2 separate regions of the Mus musculus genome follow, and region 1 is linked to region 2. The links are chromatin loops, found by intact Hi-C in ENCODE. Cell type or tissue: left cerebral cortex. All regions are shown on one strand.

What was found. Hi-C counts contacts between places; a loop is a spot of excess contacts. Peaks named below come from ENCODE experiments on the same cell type or tissue, not always from the same donor. Only the 100,000 strongest peaks of a DNase experiment are listed, where the experiment ranks them.
Region 1: it touches region 2 in a loop (3-fold over the local background); 6 of 42 quality-filtered maps call a loop at or near these places.

Annotation. Positions count from the first base shown.
Region 1 is chr14:103,646,400-103,654,399 of GRCm38, reverse strand. Slain1 (SLAIN motif family, member 1) reads right to left here and starts at 4,172. Exons shown (of 7, transcript NM_198014.3): 1 at 3,492-4,172. The coding sequence starts at 4,045. In left cerebral cortex, a CTCF peak has its summit at 3,054; DNase peaks (open chromatin) are centred at 3,094, 3,539, 4,190, 5,486 and 1 more place; H3K4me3 peaks cover 4,673 bases; H3K27ac peaks cover 1,544 bases.
Region 2 is chr14:103,558,445-103,566,444 of GRCm38, reverse strand. Scel (sciellin) reads right to left here. Exons shown (of 31, transcript NM_022886.2): 9 at 6,114-6,194; 10 at 3,915-3,980; 11 at 1,603-1,662. Among named protein-coding and RNA genes, the nearest start is that of Scel, 49 kb to the right of the region's middle. In left cerebral cortex, CTCF peaks have their summits at 4,831 (motif pointing left) and 7,378 (motif pointing right); a DNase peak (open chromatin) is centred at 4,771.

The sequences.
Region 1 (8,000 bases), 88 kb before region 2:
AACTGATCCTAAAATTCACATGGAAATGGAAAGATCCTTCAATAGCCAACAACAACAAAGCTGGAGTTCCCACTAACTGGCAAGCGACACTGATGAAAACAGCTCACTACCTGCAGCATGCAGGTAGATACAGCAACAGGAAAATTACAGACCCCAAATGGAACCAAGCCCAGAACACGCAGCATTCGAAGAGCAAAAAAATTCAACAAAGGGTGGTGGTCTTCTGAGCAGGTGTTAAGGACAGTCGAGCACAAAACTGTGAGCTCTGGCCGTGACACAGTATCCAAAGCTAACTTAAAAACAAAACCAAACTGAAACTGAAACTGAAAACAAATTCTTTTTGTTAGAAACCATAGGTGTAAGTCTGTAGCCCAAGGTGGGCAAGCACCCCTTCACTATAATCTCCAAGACTGACGTCAAGCATGATCCAGAAAAATGAGAGGTGTCATTGAGCCTTACCCAAAATAAGACCTTCTCCCCTGGGAAACACTGCTAAAAGGTTAAGAGGCAAACCTCGTGTTTGGAGATGTTTGCACACCATGCGCTGGCAAGGCATTTTAACTTAGACTATATATTCCCACTCCAGCTGTTCCTTAAGGCACATAAGAAACGACTGAGGTGTGCTGCAAACCTATTATCCTATGGAAAGGCACACTGCTGTGGCACCCCAGGCAGGGGACATGAAGACTTTACAGCCATGCAGGTACCTGGAGTGCTCTGAAAACATTAGCAGGTGGTTTCCAAATGTTTAAAGTAAAGGGTGTTGGCTACTTTTCCATCAGAAAACAAGTGAAATGTTTCCATACAAAAATAACATCTAATTTTTTTTTAATTCTGTAAATTAGGTGACCTCAAAATCATTGGTGCCTCCGACTAAGATTAACGACCCTCTCTGTTTTTCCACCTGGGCTCCCCTCCATGTTTAAAGAAGGGATTCTACAAATAGCGTGCTGTAAGCCACAGAAACAGTTTCAAAGTAACGAAGGGTCAGTTCTTATTACTGACCAGCATATCTCATGAGTAAAGATAAACTTCCTTCAATTCAGAGTCACTTCAGAGCACAGTAAGGACTAACATGCTGACCTATTAAATAGCACTTTTTAAGACTCATTGCAATGCTTTTTTTTTTCTTTTTTTGATGTTTTAAGTAAAAAGATTAAAAGATAGACAACAATATACTTGGATAGTTGGATAACTGTGACAAACTATATTTGGCATATATGTGCTATTATTAACCGGATAAACAGCAATGCTGTAATAAATCTGAAAGCCAATCATGGTGGCTCATGCCTGAAATCCCAGCAGTCAGAAAGCTAAGAGGTAAGACACAGACTTCAGGACCAGCCTGGGCTACAGTGTGAGACCTTCTCTCAGGAAGACAAAATAATAACAACAACAGCAATGATAATAATACTAAATTTTTAAATATGCCATATTTAAAGGGATTGCGCCTTTGTATTTCTATCAGATTAGAAACCAACTTCTCCCCGTTGTTTGTATAAATCATCATTTAAAAATCAAAAACTCAACTGATTTGAAATTAGCATAGGGTTGACAGGCGTGAGTGAAACACAAAAGCCACTGCAAGACCATTTTCCAATACTATACTCAGGCGGGACTATACTTAGGCTGTACCCCCACCCAAGCGTGTTGTTTAGAAAGAATGGCTTAAAGTTCCAGGAAGTGTTGAGCTGTTAGACTTGCACACCATAGGATCCCTGTACAGTTCCTAAAATCAAAGCTGAAGGCAGATGATACATGTGCCCACAAAAAAGTCTATTATAGATTTATGTTATTAATTTTCAAAATCAGAGCAACTGGCAATGAAAGTTTACAGGTAGGTGCCATGTAGGGTATCGATGCAAAAGGAAGACTGTAGTTCCCAATAGCAAAACAATAAGATTCCCCACTTCCCATTTCCCTTCTATACAATCAGTAACAAGAGTACAAAATGAAAAAAATAATAAATAAAAATCTGATTTTCTTAAATAACAGGCAAAAGGATGCAACTCTTCATCCTACTGTTACCCCGATGTGAACACTGCTCAACCTCCTTGCATGAACCCACACTCCACTTTATCTAACCACTCCTGGGGTATGCCTACACGCCTAGAGGATGTCTAGCGACCAAGCAAGCGATTCCTAACAGAAGATACTCCAAGGCCAAGCCTTCCATGAGCAAGCAGCAGGGGCTTAGGCACCTGTCTCCTCAAAAAAGTACTCATTCATGAGCAGAAACACACAGCTAACCAGAGTCCATTGAATAGACACGTCCAGTTTCCACCATCCTTACAATCAACCCTAAAAGTTTCTAAAACTAGATAATAAAGTGTCTCTAATAGTGCCATCCTCTGGTTAAAATTGCTGTGATTAAACACCAGGACCCACACACACAGCAACTTGGGGAGGGGGGGGGGGAAAGACGACAAGGGAGGACTTATTTAGCTTACACTTCCACACCACAGTTCATCATTAAAGGAAGTCAGGACAGGAACTCATACAAGACAAGAACTCAAACAAGGCAGGAATCTGGAGGCAAGTGCTAAATGAGAGACCATGGAGGGGTGCTAGTTACTGGGTTGCACCCCAGGACTTGCTCAACCTGCTTCCTTATTTAACCTCAGGACCACCAGCCTAGGGATGGCAACACCCACAATGGGCTGGGCCCTCCAATATCAACCATTAAGAATGTTCTACGGGCTTACCTACAGTCTGATCTTGTGGAGGCATTATTGAGGTTCCCGCCTCTCTGATGACTCTAGCCTGTGTCAAATTAACATAAAACTACCTACTTTTTCTTCAATGTGGTTTCATTTCTAAATTAATGAAAATTCCTCTTAAGTTCAATTTTTTTAAAAGAACGTAGCGCCTCCATCTGCCCCCTCCAGTCCTTAAAAAAACCTTTGCCTCTGACGTACCAGGATGGCACACCTTTAATAATCAAATCGGTATCTGAAAGGTTATCTATGAAAATACAGAGAGATGGCATATATAACTACACAACTCAACTGCAATAGCAGATGTCTGAGAAGAGGCTCATCACTAGGCGGCTTCCGATGTGACCAAAGGGGGGCTGCACACCAATCCTGTGCAGCGTTCGTTTGTAAGGAAAGAACGGTAAGCAGTGGAGGAGAGCAGAAGACAAGCACCTTCACCACACACACACACACACACACACACACACACACACACACAGAGAGAGAGAGAGAGAGAAGAGAGCAGGGCTGAGCGACAAGATGACATGAGTTGTGCATTTAAGGCTAACGAGGCGCTTGGGACCCCGTAATCAGCAAAGAGCAAAGCACGGGGCAGATGGCAGTCCCCAGTCGGACCAATAGGCACAATGCTAAAACAGGTTTCTGCCTCCATGCAAAGCTTCTGCTCAGGGCTTGGCACCTGCTAGGCCTCTGGGTCCCCTGCCTCCCACGCCCCGCCCCCGCGTGCTGGGCCTCCCAACTCCGGGGGGAGGGGGCGGCGGAGCTCGGCTATACCAGGTGTAGTCGTCCTCCTCGCTCCAGGCGGCCAAGCTCTCCAGGTCCAGCGGCTCCACCTCGTCCAGCAGCGTTGGAGGCGGCAACGGCGGCGTGGCGGCTTCCCCCGGCGGGGTCCCTGCGGTCCCCGGTTCCGGGCTGCCACCTCCGCCGAAGAAGCCCGCCGCCGGCTTGGAGTAGACGAAGGGCGCGTCAGCCGGCTGCAGGCTGCAGAGCAGGGAGGGCGCGGGGCTGGGCAAGCAGTAGGTGCCCGGGAACGCGGGGCCCAGCGCCCCCGGGCCCGGGGAGGTCGTGCTGGCCGGGGCCCTGTGCGTGGCGAGCGGGCTGCAGGCCCCGGCTGGCGGCGGGGCGGAGGGCGGCGGCGGCTGCAGCAGCAGCAGGTGCGGGGCGGCGGCCGCACTGGCCGCCCGGCTGCGCAGCTGCTCGTTCTGCTTCTCCAGCTTGCGCACCAGCTCCTGCAGCTTCTTCACCTCCAGCTCGGCGTTCACCACCGGCCCCGGGCCGGCGCCGGAGGCCGCCACCGGCGAGGCGCATTTCACCTGCTCCGCCATCATCGCGGGAGCCCCGAGCGCCGCGGCGAGGAGGCTACGCGGGCCCAGCTCGCGCAGCCTACCAGCATCAGCACCAGGGCCCAGCCTCCGGCCGAGGAAGAAGCAGCCGCGCAGCTCTGCACCGTGCTCTGCTCTAGCGGCTCCGGGTTTTAGCCGAGGCCCCGGGACGGGGCGGGGCGCGAGGGGCGGAGCTTCTGGTGATGGATGTGTCGTGGGGGCGGGACCTGCGGCGGGGACCCTCCCTGGGCATCCGTCTGCACCCACACCACCTAACCTCAGGTGCCTGATTGGACCTGGCCTGAACTTCCCGCCGCTCGCACTTCTTCCGCTTTGGGCGAGAGAACCCCACTTCTAGGACTACAGCCAGGGGCGGGATCTAAAGAAGTAGCAGGTGTCTGTGGCAGGGGAAAAACGTACCCAGGGCCAATGGCTAGCCCTCTTACAAGAGCACTTTTAGACTTCAGGGTATTGCCACCTGCTAATGAAACCTCGTGAAAAAAGGTCTGGGGAACATGATGCTCACCCCCCCCCCAAAAAAGCAACAACAGATGCTTTGGGTCTGTTTGAAAAGATGCGGCTAAGGGTAGTATTAAGTAGCACAGAAACAAAATGGTGGGATAGGAGAGAATAAGGAGGGAAAGTGAGAAATCCCAGTCTCTATGAGGGAGGATGGCCAGCTGCTGAAGAGTCAGGCGTTCACTTCAGTCTATCTAAAATAGCCATATATGAACTATCCCCACCAGTCTTTCACCATGAAAGGAGAGTTGGGTTTTCATGCTCTTTTATATTAGACAAAAGATCTTTGAGCATCTCCTGCATGCTCCACTGTGTTCTAAACGCTGGCTTTTTGAGCAAGTGAACAACAGGCATCAGTGATTGCAAATACAAGCAAAATTGTGCACCATCTGTTAAATCATTTACACTATTAAAGTCACACGTGCCTGAGCGAAAAGAGGAAAGGTATAACATTCCCTGCTTTTTTGTTGTTTGTTGGTTTGCTTGTTTGGTTTTTTTTTTTTTTTTGGGGGGGGGGATTCTTGGAAACCATGCTTTTTATTTTTTCAACAAAAATGCTTTTACGCAGATGAACCGATCGTTTTGTTCAGTTAATGTTGACTTAGCATTTTGTGGGTTTAACACAAAGGAAAGCCTGCCGTTATAGTGCGAGAACAATCCACACCGCTGATTTTCATCCTCAGACGGTGTACTAGCTTGTGAAGGGCCTCGCTCAGGCACTGTACACATGACGTCAATGAAAACATACCGCACATCTCTGTGGCAGCGCTAGGATGTTGCCTCTAATCTTTTAAAATTTGATCCTGTGCCTTGCTGCTCAGAAACACTTGTGTCTTCTCACTTGGCAAGCTACAGCTCTAAACTTGGGTGTATGTGCAAAGGTGGGTGTCCTGAATTTAACTCGGCTGGAGAGAGCTTCTGGAAGTTAGTGTATGCTAACTTCCCTGAAGTTACCTTCCACACAGAGCCCCGCTGGCCATCTGACCCCAACCACCTGTATCTCCCACCACCTTTCCAAGTTTCCTTTTTTTGGGCCTGTTGGTTATTACTAAAACCTGGAGAAGTGGAGTACTACTGCTGAAACTCCTAAGTGAAGAATCTATTGAAAGATTTTCCCCGCATGCTCAGTGGCAGATGCGGGCAGCAGTATCCCTGAAACACAAAGAAAGGGAGAGGACAGGCACAAAGAGAACAAAGAGCTGCTGAGTGCCACATCAGTGAAAGAAATTAGGGATCAGCACATAACAGTTTAAACAACAAGAGTTAACAAGTAAAGAGAAGCAGTCATTTCTACTACAGCATTCATATACTCTAAAGAAGCAGAGAACTAAGCACTCATCCCCTCCTGCATTTGCTCTTTCTGATCTACACTGTAGAACTATTTTTTAAGTAACAATTATTGTAAAAATTTGTGACTGTTTACAAAAAGAAAAAAAAAAAGCATACCTGAGCATTTAAGCCCCAGAAAATATAGGAAGCACTGTTTGGGGTTGCAGCAGGCATGGTCTCTCCTTGCTTTTAAAAAGCAAAATAATTTCTGCTCAAGAGAAATGTTAGGGTTTTTTTTTTTCCCTGTGAAAGCTCTTTTCTTCCCTTCAGAGAGCTGTGCATGTGTGCGTGCTAATGGCACTCAAAATGCACACTGATTTTAAGTTGGTATCCCCAGGGTGCCCATCTCCTTAACACATAATTGAAGAGGTTGGTAGTGTCAAGGTTTTAATTAAGCAGTCTTAGTTTTTTTTATTTTGATGCAAATTTCAAGCTGTGTTCTCTGAAATCAAGTGCATAGGTAGTGTCTCAATTTATTTAGTATTTAAAATTTAGTATTTTAAATGAAACGAAGAGGTGATTTCAGAATGTACAAAGTCTATTGACATAAAAATGCATGTCTCACTAAAACCTTTGTGGGAAGCATCCATATATCACACACTCAAAACTGCATCAAGAAATTCATGTTTTCCAATAGTCCTTTTTCCTTACGCTTTAAAAATCACACACTGTTTCTGAAGTTACTTTTAAAAACCTAAAATTAACGTAGTCACCTATATCTGTCACCTGTCAATTCAATCACTTTCCTGACAACAAAACTGCACAAATACTATGTGCCGGCTACTTTATGTCAATTCAACACAAGCTAGAGTCATTGAGGAAAATAGGAAGATTAACTGAGAAAATGCCAGTGTATGACTGGGCTGCAGAGAAGCCTGTAGCCTTCTTCTTAGAAGTCGATGTGGGAGGGCCCAGCCCTGGTGGTCCAGGTTCCTATAAGAAAGCAGGCTGAGTGGACCAGAGGAAGCATAGCCAATAAGCAGCACTCCTCCATGGCTCCTGACTGCCTTTGATGATGAACAATGATATAGAAGTGCCGAATAAACCCTTCCTCCCCAAGTTGCTTCGGTCATGGTTTTCATCACATCAGTAGGAACTCTAACTGAAACATACCATAATATCCTCTTGGGCATATGAATAGAAAGAAGTCTCTTAAGAAATCTAGAGACACCCTGCCTGTTGTTATCCTAGTTTTACACAAGAGCCAGGCTAGGTTACCTGCCCAAGTCTAGACATAAAAACAACAGCAGTTCTGAGCACTTGCCCCTGGCCCGATGACTCTCCTCTTTCTCCTGCAGAAATGCACAACTGTGGATCCAGTTACCCCAAGACGTAAAAATTCACCTAATATGTAAATCGAGATCAAGGATCTCCACCTGTATCTTCAGTGTGATTCAGAGGCCAGTGCTTCTGTGAGCCTGCCTCTTACTGGAAGTGCCTGCTCTCCACAGAGGAGAGAGTGGAATGTGCTCATGTGCTCTCTCGGTGCCTCAAGGGGCGGCAAGCACATGACAGAGAAAGATTGAAACACAACAAGATGAATAGGTAAATTCTCACATTGTATCTGGAACCAAGATCAGAACCCAATTAGTTATTTGCATATGCTTCATTTATCTTGTAGGAGCAACACGGGATGATAAGAAGGCCTTTTGCAGACCCACGATGATCGATTACTTCACATATGACCCAAATAGAACTAGAACAACTCTTGCTACGTTGAATGTGTGGTGTTTTAATCTAAGGGGGTAATACAGAGAGAAATGAACACATCAATAATACTCTGTGTTTAGGTTGCACATCCTAACCTCACTCAGAACTCCTACTTAGACTCATGTCAAACACCCATGTAATTATACCCTATAAAGTCATACCGTGGTGCTTACAGGAAGAGTAATAGTGATAATGATCTGTTTGTTTAGCAAGCTATACTTTCAAAAAACCCTCTTAATAAATACTTGTTATATGTCTATTATGCATAAGTCCGAGCACTATATAATTTTTAAAAGGTGAGTAAGACCCTGTCTCCTCTGAGACTTTATCTAGGGAAGAAAGCACATAGACAGCTAACTATAGCTCAAGACAGGTGTGGAGATGAAAACCCAACTCAGCAGCA
Region 2 (8,000 bases):
AGCATTTGAAATGTAATTAGAGAAAATATCTAATAAAATAAAATTTTAAAATAATGAAAAAAAAAAAAAGAAATACAGGATCTCAAATGGAAGAAAAATCAGACTTGACACACGTAGATCCTATCTAGTCTTCTAAGTCAAAGTCCCTATTAACTGCACAGAAAACTGAGTTGTTTTCCTGCCTGGTTAAGTCATGGTATTTGTTGAGAGAGGGTCTCACCCTGTACTCCAAGCTGGCCTTCTTTCTGAGCTTCCTAAATCTTGGCATTGAAGGTATGTGCGGCTTGCGGCTTGTCCAGCCTTTTTTATTTTTATTTTTATTTTTATTTTTATTTTTATTTTTTTGTTTGTTTTGGTTTTTAGTGAGATGAACTCCAGTAAATTCTTCTCGTTGTTTAATTACGTTAAACAGGGGAAAGCTTCTCGGGTTTGGGATTAAAACAATGAAATATTTGTATCCAGGATCTTGACACATTACTCCTTTGGACAAAGCTTTATATTAGTGTGTGAGTATTCTCTGGTGACTAAAACAAAATATCTTCCCTGCTGCTGATGATGAAAGGGGTGAGGATGAGGTTAAAGCGACGATGTTTATACAGATAACAAAGGCAAGTGTGGCTAGGCATTATGCAGTAGAGATAGCTGGGCTCTCATCACTGAGGCCGGAAGAGTGGCACTCACTGGATCACACAAGGAAGACTTCACAGGGTAGGGGATTTGCGGTGACCTGGATCTTGAAAAACGGTAGGGTTTGGATAGATGGATGTGGTGGCACCAAGACTGGTAAAGATCACTGTGTGGAAGGGGCAGAAACAAGCGGGTCAAGAAACTGTAGAAAGAAAGAGGTCCGTGCTGGTGTGGAATATGGAATAAATATGTGGGTGAAGTCAGAAATGATTCTGGAACCGAATTGTCCTTGGTCTAGGTTAGCAAATAGTCATATGTAACTATAGCATGTATTTACACGTGGGAGCCGTGGCAGGTATTTCCAGGAAGCTTTGTGGCATCCATTGGCGTAAATGGGCAGAAGAACGAGAGGCTAAAGGAGTGTAAGTGAATGAGAAGAATAGGCATGCTAGTCTCTTATCCCACGGACTCAATGAGGCCGTGAACCGGCATAAGCCTTGTATGTACAAGAGACACTTTAGACTTTTAGGTTAAACACACCTATACGACATGGAGGGGGGAAGGGGTGGAAGAACCAAGAGTGATTTTAGAAGGTCGAGCCTACAGGTGTGGAAGGTCAGAAGCAGAAAATAGCTCATCTGTGAAAGAAAGGTGAACGTGGTCCCAGGATATTTGAAATGGGGATGCAAAGGGCAAAAATCACTGGATATCTAGGCTAGGGATGAGAACTGGAGGAGTGGTTGAGATCTGAGGTCACGAGGATGAGTAGACTCAGAGGAGGATGAAGATGGCCATCCATCCATGTCAGTACCAGCCACTCTGAGTGGGTACTTACAGAGACACAGGGACATTTTTCTTCTTAGTCATATGCAACAAACAGCACTGGGTATGGGCTCACATTTAGAAATAACAGAGGCACTGACTAGCTTTAGATCACAAAGAACAGGAATCAGGCCTGGAACTCTCGAACCTCACCCCTTGTCAGTTTTCTGAAGTGCAGCCGCCACCCTGATGATGTCATCGAGATCCTCAGTCCTTCAGTGAACAGAAAGAGAAGCAGGTCAGTGGGTGAAGCTCCAATGCCAGGCTAAGCTTCCTAGAATTTCTGGTGAAGGATAGGAGAGTCTATGGTACACACAGGCATGAGCATCCTCCATCATCACTGACGTCTTCATGCATGGTGCACACAGACACTAGCATCCTTCATCACCACTGAGGTCTCCATGCATGGTACACACAGGCATGAGCATCCTTCATCACCACTGAGGTCTTCATGCATGGTACACACAGGCATGAGCATCCTCCATCATCACTGAGGTCTCCATGCATGGTACACACAGGCATGAGCATCCTTCATCACCACTGAGGTCTCCATGCATGGTGCACACAGGCATGAGCATCCTTCATCATCACTGAGGTCTCCATGCATGGTGCACACAGGCATGAGCATCCTTCATCACACTGAGGTCTCCATGCATGGTGCACACAGACACTAGCATCCTTCATCACCACTGAGGTCTCCATGCATGGTGCACACAGGCATGAGCATCCTCCATCATCACTGAGGTCTCCATGCATGGTGCACACAGGCATGAGCATCCTTCATCACACTGAGGTCTCCATGCATGGTGCACACAGACACTAGCATCCTTCATCACCACTGAGGTCTCCATGCATGGTGCACACAGGCATGAGCATCCTCCATCATCACTGAGGTCTCCATGCATGGTACACACAGGCATGAGCATCCTCCATCATCACTGAGGTCTCCATGCATGGTGCACACAGGCATGAGCATCCTTCATCATCACTGAGTACCAACAGTGGCCTAGACCTCTGAACTCTCACAGAAGATGCAGAGACATCACATGCCACATGCAACACAATGTGAGAGGTGACAAGTTTTATAAAACTTATAAGTACAGGCCAGTCAGACTCCCTCCAAGTGTAAGGTATGTGCGTCACCTGACCAGTGCCTCAAACTTCTGACCCTTCCGAGAGTCAAAGGGATGACACAAAAGAAATTTTATTATATTGATGAAATTATGAAATTATAAAATACCTATGTTGTGATTTTATTTTTATTTTATTATTTTCTTTTATTTTATTTTTTGCAAAACCATTTCTGGGCTGGAGAGATGGGTCAGCCGTTAAAGGCTAGACAATAGTAACAACAGCAGTAAAGCAATTTCTTACTTATTTTTTTTAGATCATAATGTAATGACATCATTTCCCTCCCCACCAACTATCCCATATTACCCACACACACACTCTCTCTCTTTTTCAGATTCATGAGCTTCTTTCCCGTTAATTGTACATTAATCACAAGCTACTCAACATTTATAATGTCACTTGCATGTATGCTTTTAAGGCTGACCATTTGGATAACCAATTAGAATGCTCTTCCCCTATGGAAGACTATTTCTCCTATACTCAGCATTCTCTATGTAGCCCCAACTGTCCTTAGAACTCACTGTGTTTACCAGAATAGCCTCAAACTTGCAATAATCCTCTTACTCCTGCCTCCTAAGGGCTGGGGTTACAGGCATGGGCCACCATGCAGGGCTTTAAAAAGTATTTCTGAAAGCTATTGTTTTTCCTAAATAATAAAGAAGAAACACAGCCAAACACATCCATAATGAATGCTAGACTAAGTAGGATGTAGAAAACGGGAGTGAATCAGGACTGTGGTGGGGAGAGCAGAGACTTGGGAAATGCTTCCTTCCCCAGATGAATCTGCAGGCTGTGTGAACCTGTCCTGACCCTGCAAGAGAGGCTGGGTATCGCCTACAGCGGGAACCAATGGAAAGCCAAGCTCAACTAAGCAAAACTACTACAGCGATGGTGCCTGACATCTCAAGGCAATTACAGGGAACACAGAGATCAGCAGCAAGCTTCCCCCCTTCAAGGGTTTCATCTCACGTTGTCCCTGTGTTCAGACAATTCTGCATTTGTGATGGTAAATCTTGCGACGTATTTAAAGAACAAGAACCTACAAAAAATGTGTGTTACCTAGGCAGGCACAGGATCTCATTTTAATACCAGCACTCGGGAGGCAGAGGCAGGTGGATGCTGGCCCTGTATACATAGCAAGCTCTAGGCCAGCCAAGGCTACATAGTGAAACCTTGTCTCAAAAACAAACAAACAAACAAACAAACAGTTTACTCATTATAGCTAAAGCTGGCAAGAAAACTGATGGCATCTAATTTATTATTTTAAAGCACTCCAACAAAGCGTGCTTTAGCATTGACACAATTAACTACATGCAGACAGAGCTTGTTGGTACCTTATATTTCTTTCAGCATGTCGTTCTGTTTCTCCACATGCCCCCGCTGTAGCTGCATGTATCTGCCTAGATTTTAAAAATAATGCCTGTTAGGTAAGAAACTCCTCCATGTTAAATTTATATGTATGAGATGACAGTTATGTTCAGGAATATATATTATATTATTTGACAAAAAAAATTTCACCTTAGTTCTTTGTATTGTCTAAAATTCATCCATTCCCCCTTTTGAAGGTCTATCTAAAATGTACAAGGTGCAAATTTTATGATATCAACTTCTTTTCATGTGTTTTAAACCACAAGGTACATTTTAGTCACTTCTGACCTAGACATTGTTCATTTTATCTCCATTCATCAAAACATGTTGTCCTTACCTCTATCAGATAAAGATGTAACATTTAAATATCAAGAATATTCTTTTGTTGTTAGGCACCAATATAATATTTTTTTCTTAGAGACTTATTTCATGTGAATACTTCCAAGAAATGCATTTGCTTAGGTAAGAAGAGAAATTAGTCTACATTTCAAATATCTCTACCGTACCAAGAAGGGCCATGTTAGAGTGGCAGCTGCAAATGGTACAGTGCTAGGTTGTTAGAATTTATGAGACTTCTCTCTTTCCTCTACTGTGTTTGACCTACTTATGCATTCTTGCTTATTCTCACGAGCTATATTCAACCATTTTTTGTTCTCCTGGGGACATGTGTTAATTACATAGAAAACACTTCCCTTTCATATCTGTTCATTAAAATCACCATGCTGTGATTAAAGCAATCAGAGTTTTTAAAACAGGCAAGTTGCCCCAATTTTATTTTTTTGGATCATTAGTGGAAGAAGGAAGTGAGAATAGTAAACGTGGATTTGACCAACTCCTGCGGAATTTAGCTTTTTCTGAACATAAACATGTGCAGCCCTCTAGTGTCGATGCTTTTAGCTTAGAACTTAGGTGGTACAAGGGCAACTTATTTCAGTTTCTTTTTAAAACTCTATTCTAATTATGACTTAATTGCTTAATGCTATAAGACTGAGAGGACGAATCAGGTAAGACAGGAAGCCTGAGAGGTTGCTCTTATGAGATAATTATAATCGCTGCAGAAATGAAAAGTTATAAGCCTAATCCATATCATTAATTAGTTCCGTGAAAAACTATTTCCCCCGACTCATTAACGCAATATCCTAAGGACAAAATTTCAGAGAGCCGGGGGATCTTACGGGTAGAGGCTCTGGAGTTTTACCCCCTAAGGATGAACACACAGTGCCACACACCCCTGTTGTTTAGTCAGGCTTTCTAGCAGGCCATCCTCTTTTTAAAAAATGTTTTTATACTTGTGACTTATGGCTAATAGTTCTGTATTTACATAATAATAGTTCTGTGTCTTCCATGATGTCAGAAATCCTCCTCAAGAGGCAACAATAAAAAAGAAGCAAAAGTAGGCGTCCAAGCAGATCCGACATCTCAGGCTCCACTGAGACACTGGGATTCAATCTCTCAATACCAATGGGAAAAAAATGGGATGTCCATCTTGAAAAATGGCTCAAGACACACTTGAGCAAGACTGCCAAGCTTCTGATTTGGCCTCTAAGCATTAATTATAAAGTTCCAGAAGTTCAAAGTAGAACAGAAAGTGTGTTTTTCTTGATATAGAGATAAGTTATTTGGAATAGTCTTTAAAGTTTTTGATAGTTTTGAAATGAATAAAAAATACTTTAGTTAAAAAAAAAAATCAAGTAACAGCCTAAAGGAATTTCTAGCATAATTGAGGTGATGCAGAGTATGTCTTTTATTAAAATATGTAGCTCTCAATGGGACCCTTAATTACAAGGAAATAGAAAGGTAATATAATCTTATATGCACTTTAATAGGCATTATATACATATATATATATGTGTGTGTGTACTATATATATGCATCTATATCAAGTGCTAATATATAAGAAGCCTTCATATAAACACTTCCAGTTCTGTTTGTCCACAACTGTTTCAAAGGTATAGTTCCATAAGACAGATAATAGCCATTGCTATCTAGAGCAAAAGTAATTACACATGCATATTGATAGAGTTTTAAGTTCTGTGAGCCTCTCTTTAGTGAACGAACACGGGAAGAATAGCCATGCTTTCCACAAAGCTGGTCACATTTTTTTTTTTTGTACTCTCATTTCCCTTCAGCATCCTGGCAAGACATTCAGAAGGGCAAGCTCTTACCTATTAGTCCGCCCCAATGGTTTAGGAGAAGCAATGGGAGAACAGGGCTTTGGGGGGAGTGGAGGGTGCAGAGCTGGGTCCCTTTGAAACAGAAAACAGCAGCTCATTAAACCGTGAAAACCGTGTACATTGTAATATCTATTAACCAACCGCATCTATCATGGGAATATCTCTAAACTCATGACCCCCATGTATGGGGAACCAGAAAGTCAGAAGTCACAGAGCACAAACTCTAAAGAAGTCTTATTTTGAATATGGATGTTTTAAAGGTCCATTCACCCGGGCTTTGGGAACCCTTACGGTCTGTAACTACAGTTGGAACTACAACATGGCCTTTAGTGGGCTCAGCACTTTGCTAGTACATTAGGCAGTGGTGGCATTTTGCGTCATCACGCAAGCACAGTAAGTGGCTCCCTGGTACTACATATGAGCTTCTTTAGGGTTGATGCTAACTCACAAGCTGCTGTAGAAGTAGCCAAGAAGGTTTCTCACATTTCAGATCTCAAAGAAAAGTTGGTTTGGAGACTTTTAACTAACTCTTGACTTAAATATTATCAGCACGTGACACCTCGGTGCTGACAAAATATAAACTATGACATCAGCCAACTTTCAAGGAGGCACCCAAGTCAGCCCCAAAAGGCCGCATGATTGAGGGACAAGGGAACGGGAAATGGACAAGAATGTCTAACTGTAAATAAAGTCAGCGCATCCTGAAATCACGTGACTCTCCGGCTCCCCCTCCCCCCTTTCCCCCTCCCCTGGCTCCCTCCACTGCCACTTCTGTGTTTCCCTTCTCCATTGTTGTCTTGATGCAGAGCACGAAAGGCTTTTCCCAATCTGATCCCCTCATCTTCACAGCCCGCTGAGTAGATCTGCACCCGGGATAAAGCTACCTGCATGGGCAGCTCAGCTCCAAGGCAACCTTATCCTACGTTGTCATCTGTAGGAAGATCTCTAACAGGATTGGTGAGGATTTTCAGGACTGAATGAGATCATAGTTTTAGTCAGCAAACATCGCTTGGTAGCTTTCTGTGTGTGATGCGCTTTATGTAGTAGATAATGCGCTCTCTCTCTCTCTCTCTCTCTCTCTCTCTCTTTGTTAAAGATTTATTTATTTATTTTATGTATATGAGTACACTGTAGCTGTAAGATGGTTGTGAACCATCACGTGGTTTGCTGGGAATTGAACTTAGGACCTCTGCTTGCTCCAGCCCTGCTCACTCTGGCCCAAAGATTTATTTATCATTATATCTAAGTACAGTGTAGCTGTCTTCAGACACACCAGAAGAGGGCATCAGATCTCACCACAGATGGTTATGAGCCACCATGTGGTTGCTGGAATTTGAACTTAGGACCTTCAGACGAGCAGCATTCAGTACTCTTAACAGCTGAGCCATCTCTCCAGCCTTAGATAATGCTTCTTGTTTCCAACAGGCTTTAAATATACAAATAAGTGATGTTGTATTTGTATCAACATCAAGAAGGGAAGGAAAAAAAGGGAAGAAAGGAGGAAAGGAAGGAAGGAAGGGAGGGAGGGAGGGAGGGAGGGAGGGAGGGAGGAAGGAAGGAAGGAAGGAAGGAAGGGAGAGAGAGAGAGAGAGAGAGCGAGCGAGAGAGAAAGACAGACCAGAGTGAAGACATAGCATAAAAGGGCTAGGGACTCCATTTTATTAGCATGGCCCGGGGGAAAGCCTCTGTGTAAGGTGACATTAGAGCTGAAACTTGCAGGAAGTGATAAATACCCTGAGGACAGCTGGAACACCAGCTTGAAGATGACATTTGACACTTGAAACTTCATGAGGTAAGCAAAGAGACTATTGTAAAGAGAGACAAACTGAGAGGAAGGGTTCTGGCCTCACATCGCATGGCATTTCAGGGTCAAGCATG